Linked DNA regions of Homo sapiens: region 2 is linked to region 1. A link is a contact called in ENCODE Hi-C data. All regions are on one chromosome and are shown on one strand. Each heading gives the region's core, a stretch centred on a gene start or an enhancer-like site at or near the end of the contact. The rest is flanking DNA. Distances are from core to core; before and after follow the strand shown. Region 1 holds the start of JOSD2 (Josephin domain containing 2). Region 2 holds the start of NDUFA3 (NADH:ubiquinone oxidoreductase subunit A3).

Region 1 (2,819 bases), core at 227-2,726:
CTCCGGGTGAGGCCTGCTGGGCTCCCCAGGAACCAGGGGAGGCCTGCAAAGACCCCACTCCCCCTAACCCGGGCTCTTGCTTCCAGAGCCTTCGTGTCACCATGGCCACACACCCCGATGGCTTCCGGCTTGAGGGACCCCTGGCTGCAGCCCACAGCCCTGGGCCTTGCACTGTGCTCTACGAAGGCCCTGTCCGTGGGCTCTGCCCCTTTGCCCCGCGAAATTCCAACACCATGGCGGCGGCTGCCCTGGCTGCCCCCAGCCTGGGCTTCGATGGGGTGATTGGGGTGCTCGTGGCTGATACCAGGTGAGCAGAGCTAAGCAGGGTGTTGGGCTGAGTCCAGGCTCTCCAGACTGACTGCCCCTCTTGTCCCAGCCTCACGGACATGCACGTGGTGGATGTAGAGCTGAGCGGACCCCGGGGCCCCACGGGCCGAAGCTTTGCTGTGCACACCCGCAGAGAGAACCCTGCCGAGCCAGGCGCGGTCACCGGCTCCGCCACCGTCACGGCCTTCTGGCAGAGCCTCCTGGGTGCGGCCAGGCCCCTCTCCCCCGGCCCTGGGCTCCTGTGTTCTGCAGAGCTTGGGGGTCCCGGGCTCTCACTAGTTCTGCAGTTCTGGTTCTGTATTTGTTGACCTTTCTTTCTTTCTGACCTTTATTTCCTTAACCTCTCTCCATGACTTTGAATCCTGGCACTGTAGATGTCTCCATTTGTGCCCGCCTCTGATCGAGACTCTCTCTGTCTCTGTCCACCCCCAGGGCTCTGTCCCGCTCTCTCCGGGTCTTCCTCCACCGCCCCCCTGCCCTGTCCCCTCCTCCCACCACTGCCTCCCCCAGGCGTCTGTCTCCTCATCTCTCCTCTGTCTCATTCGCTCATTCCCCTCTCCCCGCAGCCTGCTGCCAGCTCCCCTCCAGGCCGGGGATCCATCTCTGCTGAGAAGCCTCCTCCCTCCCGAGACAAGATCATCTGCCTGGCCTCTCACCACCACCATCCCACCCCTGCCCTGCCCCACTTCCCCAGGGTCTCCCTTCTGACTCAGTAAAGATCACCGCTGCCTCCCCCCGCACCGCCTGGCGTCTCTGATCCCTTTCCCTTGTGTGACGTCACGCTGCGTCTGCGCACCGCGCATGACGCCATCGCCGGGGGCGAGCACCCATGAGAGCGCGGCGCCAGGAAGCTATCGCGAGAGCCTACCTACTAAGTTTCCTAGAATCTCTGAGCAGTAGTGGGCGCGGCCGTATGCGAAAGAAGGGCCTCTGAGGCGCACTTCCGGGACCTGCCGCGGAGCCCGACGGAAGTTGTAGTGCGGCATTTCCTAGGCCCGACGGCCGACTTCAGGGCCACGCGGCCCGGGCGTTCCGTGTGGAGCAGGAGTCCCGCGGGGCCCCACGGGAGTCGTAGTCCGGCGCGCGGGGATCACCGGGAGCTGTAGTCCGTCCCGCCTGCCCAGTCAGCGCGGTGTTGCCCGCCCCGCACTCGGAGCCCAGAGCCGCCGCCCAGGAAGGGGATGCGGAAACCCCTGGCTCGGTGGAGCGGAGAGGCAGGCGGGGTGAGGGGCGTTGCCAGGCAAAGGGCGAGCGCCGTGGCTGGGGTGCGGGTCGGCGAAGGGCTCCATTCCTTGGTGTCCGGGGAGGGGGCCTGGTTGCTGGGTGATAGGAAGAGGAACTCCTGTTGCTTAGTGACTGGGGAGGGGGCCCCGTTGCCAGGTGACAAGAGCAGAGAGCCTCGCTGCTACATGACCGGGGAAGGGGAGTCTTCTGTTGCTAGGAGACCAGAGGGGACCCTATCACCTAGAGACAGGGGAGGAGGATTCTCTATTGCTAGGTGCTCGGAGGACAGACTTTGTTACCTAGTGCGGTGGGGAGGGGGCTTTGTTGCTAGGTAACCACAGAGCGCCCTGGTTACCTAGGGACGGGGAGGCAGGTTCCTCTGTTGCTAGGTGACCATGATAGGGACCCTTTTACTTAGAGACCTGGTGAGGGTGGTTTTCTGTTGCTAGGGGAGCAGAAGAGACAGCGTTTTTCGTAGGAATAGGAATAAGGGATGGAGGGACGTGTGCTGCCAGGAGACTGCCAGGGAGCGGGGTCAGGGGCCCAGTGTCTTCCTGGGCTGCTCCGAGTCCCAGCTCAATCAATGGCGATGCCCCAAAGGCCTGCTGGGAGGCTGGACCTCTAGATCCCGGGCCCCTGAGGACCTTCTCCCCCTCCCAACCCCCAGCAGGAGCCGAGGACGGCATGTCCCAGGCCCCGGGAGCACAGCCGAGCCCACCCACCGTGTACCACGAACGGCAGCGCCTGGAGCTGTGTGCTGTCCACGCCCTCAACAACGTTCTGCAGCAGCAGCTCTTTAGCCAGGAGGCTGCCGATGAGATCTGCAAGAGGTGACCGTCACCCACCCCAGCCCCTGGAGCAGCAGAGCTCTGGCGGAGTGACCCACCTGGGTCTCGCCGCCAGGCAGGCGCTGAGCCTTGGGGGCTTTCTTCTGCTCCGCGCTCACTTGCCTAAGCTAGACGCTGGGACTCTGGGGAGATGTTGCCTCCTGTGCCTGTCTGTCCCTGTGGCCTCAGCCCCAGCCAGACCTCAATCCAGTGGTTCTTTCTTTTTTTTTTTTTTTTGAGACTGAGTCTCACTCTGTTGCCCAGGCTGGAGTGCAGTTGCGCGATCTCGCTCACTGCGAGCTCGGCCTCCCGGGTTCATGCCATTCTCCTGCCTCAGCCTCCCGAGTAGCTGGGACTACAGGCACCCGCCACCACGCCCGGCTAATTTTTTGTATTTTTAGTAGAGACGGGGTTTCACCATGTTAGCCGGGATGGTCTCAA
Region 2 (2,819 bases), core at 175-2,674, 3.6 Mb before region 1:
GTAATCCCAGCTACTTGGGAGGCGGAGGCAGGAGAATCACTTGAACCCTAGAGGCGGAGGTTGCAGTGAGCCATGATCAAACCATTGCACTGTAGCCTGGAAGACAGAGCGAGACGCCATCTCAAAAAAAAAAAAAAAAAAAAGCTGGCCGGGCGCGGTGGCTCACGCCTGTAATCCCAGCACTTTGGGAGACCGAGTTGGGAGGATCACGAGGTTAGGAGATCGAGACCATCCTGGCTAACACGGTGAAACCCCGTCTCTATTGAACATACAAAAAATTAGCCGGGCATGGGGGCGGGCGCCTGTAGTCCCAGCTACTCGGGAGGCTGAGGCAGGAGAATGGCGTGAACCCGGAAGGCGGGGCTTGCACTGAACCGAGATCGCGCCACTGCACTCCAGCCTGGGCGACAGAGCGAGACTCAGTCTCAAAAACAAAAACAAAAAATTAGCTGGGCGCCTGTAATCCCAGCTACTCGGGAGGCTGAGGCAGGAGAATCCCTTGAACCCAGGAGGCCGAGGTTGCAGTGAGCCGGGATCGCGCCACTGCACTTCAGCCTGGGTGAGAGTGAGACTCCATCGCAAAAAAAAAAGCTACATTTTAACAATCCCCCGCCCCCATCCCTGCAGGAACTCCGGTGCTAATTAAAGTGTGAGTAGGGCAGTTCCAGGGCAGAGGGCAGAGATTTTCAATCAGCAAGGCACATTGGGATCATACGGGGATTTTCACAAGACACAGATTCCCCAGTCCCACCTCCACCCAAGCCAACTCAATTCAGAATGGGGGAGAGGAAAGATGAAAAGGAGGAGGAGGATCTGGACTTTTTTTTGGTGCTCAGGTGTTAAGGCATAAGCAGGGTTGAGAACGTCTCATTTAGAGGGGTTAAGAGCGTATTGGGTAGGTGGAGAGGAACGCGGGGGGCGATGGTGGAGAGGTTATAATGGGTATGGGGATAGATAAGGGGATGCCGTGGGGGTGCAGACACACTAGAGGGGACCCGAGGGCGGCGATAGGGCTTTAGGGGTACAAGATGGAGGGATGTAGGGGGACGGGGGTGGACGATGCAAGTTTGCGCCTGGAGCACTCACGCACCGAGGCCCCCGACGACGAAGGACACGACCAGCACTGGCTCCTTGTCCCAGGCATTCTTGAGGAAGGCGCCGACTCCTGAAGGGGTGGCAAGAAGCGTCACCCCTGCAAGTAGCTGCCCCCGGTGACCTCTAACCCTCTCGTGCCACCCCTGCCCTGGAGGAGCCCCCTCGTGACTTCTGCGTTCCCCTCCAGCACGGACCCCATCGCTTCCACCCCTGCCCTGCCGCACCTCAGTCCCAGGACCGCCCAGAGGTTCCCAGAACTACCCGAGCCCCGTGCGCCACCGGCACCTGCACTTACTCGCAGCCATCTTTGTCTCCGCGGCGGCGACAGCGGCGAGGACGCGGAGCACCCTGGGAGTTGTGGTCCCTATGCGCGAGAACCCGCTCCCAGGGCTGCGCGTGCGCCCTGGAGCACAAGTAGAGGCGAAAGCAAGGACGCGGAGCACTCTGGGAGTTGTGGTCCCTCTGTGCGACGGCCCGCTTTCGGAGCCTGCGCGTGCGCACTCGCGCAGAACAAAGATGGAGCCGTGGAGGTAAAGGAAGTGGTGTCAGGAGCAAGCGCAAGCCTGACTTTGCGGACCTGCGTGGAATCTCCTTAGTCTCAGCCTAGAAGTCGCTCCGGAGTGACTAGTCCTCCTGCTGCGACCCACCTAAGGCGGAACAAAATAGTCCCCATTTTATAGTTTATGTATGAAAGCCCATTTTACAGACGAAGAAACTGAGCCCGGGAGAAGGTGAATGACTAACCTGTCCTTCGAGGTCTCAGCTCAACATCGGCTCGTCCTGGAAGCGCTAGGTCTCATCCCAGATGGGTTAGGAGCTTTCTGCGGGCTCTCACAGTGCTCTGTTACCGCCATTATAGCTCAGATCACTTAAGAAACTGACCTGGTCTGGGCCAGGCGCGGTGGCTCACGCCTGTAATCCCAGCACTTTGGGAGGCCGAGGCGGGCGGATCACGAGGTCAGGAGATCTAGACCATCCTGGCTAACATGGTGAAACCCTGTCTCTACTTAAAAATACAACACAAATTAGCCGGGCGTGGTGGTGGGCGCCCGTAGTCCCAGCTACTGGGGAGGCTAAGGCAGGAGAATGGCGTGAACCCGGGAGGCGGAGCTTGCAGTGAGCCGAGATCACACCACTGCACTCCAGCCTGGGCGACAGAGCGAGACTCCGTCTCAAAAAAAAAGAAACTGACCTGGTCTTGGTCTTTCAGTCGGACTGGTAGCTGCTGCTTGAGAGCAGTAACGGAGTCTGAGTTCCCTCTGTGCCTGCCAACATGGCACAGCGAGGGTCTGGCACGTAATAGGTTCTAATTTTTTTTTTTTTCTTCTGAGATTGAGTCTAGCTCTGTCGCCCAGGCTGGAGTGCAATGGCGCGATCTCGGCTCACAGCAACCTCCGACTCCCGAGTTCAAGCGATTCTCCTGCCTCAGCCTCCTGAATAGCTGGGATTACAGGCGCGCGCCTCCACAGCCGGCTAATTTTTCTTTTTTAGGAGAGACGGGGGTTTCTCCATGTTGGTCAGGCTGGTCTCGAACTTCCCGACCTCAGGTGATCCACCCGCCTTGGCCTCCCAAAGTGCTGGGATTACAGGCGTGAACAACCGCGCCCGGCCTAGAGGGGCTAATTTTTATCTATCTATCTATCTAACACAGTATCACACCAAGAGCCTGGCACATAATAGGTGCTAATTTTTCTCTGTCAACCAATCTATCAATCGATCAATTA

Evidence for each region. A loop is a pair of places that touch in the nucleus more often than their neighbours do. Pooled maps may share reads with other maps.
Region 2: a map of ascending aorta shows a loop between it and region 1 (5-fold over the local background). The contact joins the promoter of NDUFA3 here to the promoter of JOSD2 in region 1. A Hi-C loop is called at or near these places in 2 of 168 maps with a recorded cell type or tissue (CD4-positive, alpha-beta memory T cell and ascending aorta) and 11 of 50 pooled maps.

What each region holds. Positions count from the first base shown.
Region 1 is chr19:50,509,848-50,512,666 of GRCh38, reverse strand. JOSD2 (Josephin domain containing 2) reads left to right here and starts at 1,476. Exons shown (of 5, transcript NM_001270639.2): 1 at 1,476-1,550; 2 at 2,219-2,381. The coding sequence starts at 2,236. It overlaps ASPDH (aspartate dehydrogenase domain containing), which reads left to right. Exons shown (of 7, transcript NM_001114598.2): 4 at 1-6; 5 at 87-307; 6 at 377-531; 7 at 894-1,064. The coding sequence ends at 937. It overlaps LOC124904747 (a long non-coding RNA gene), which reads right to left and starts at 1,249. Exons shown (of 3, transcript XR_007067300.1): 1 at 1,196-1,249. RefSeq lists enhancers at 282-871, 1,175-1,294, 1,789-2,295, 2,296-2,803 and a silencer at 1,495-1,624.
Region 2 is chr19:54,101,460-54,104,278 of GRCh38, reverse strand. NDUFA3 (NADH:ubiquinone oxidoreductase subunit A3) reads right to left here and starts at 1,424. Exons shown (of 4, transcript NM_004542.4): 1 at 1,391-1,424; 2 at 1,091-1,165. The coding sequence starts at 1,400. RefSeq lists an enhancer at 659-1,635.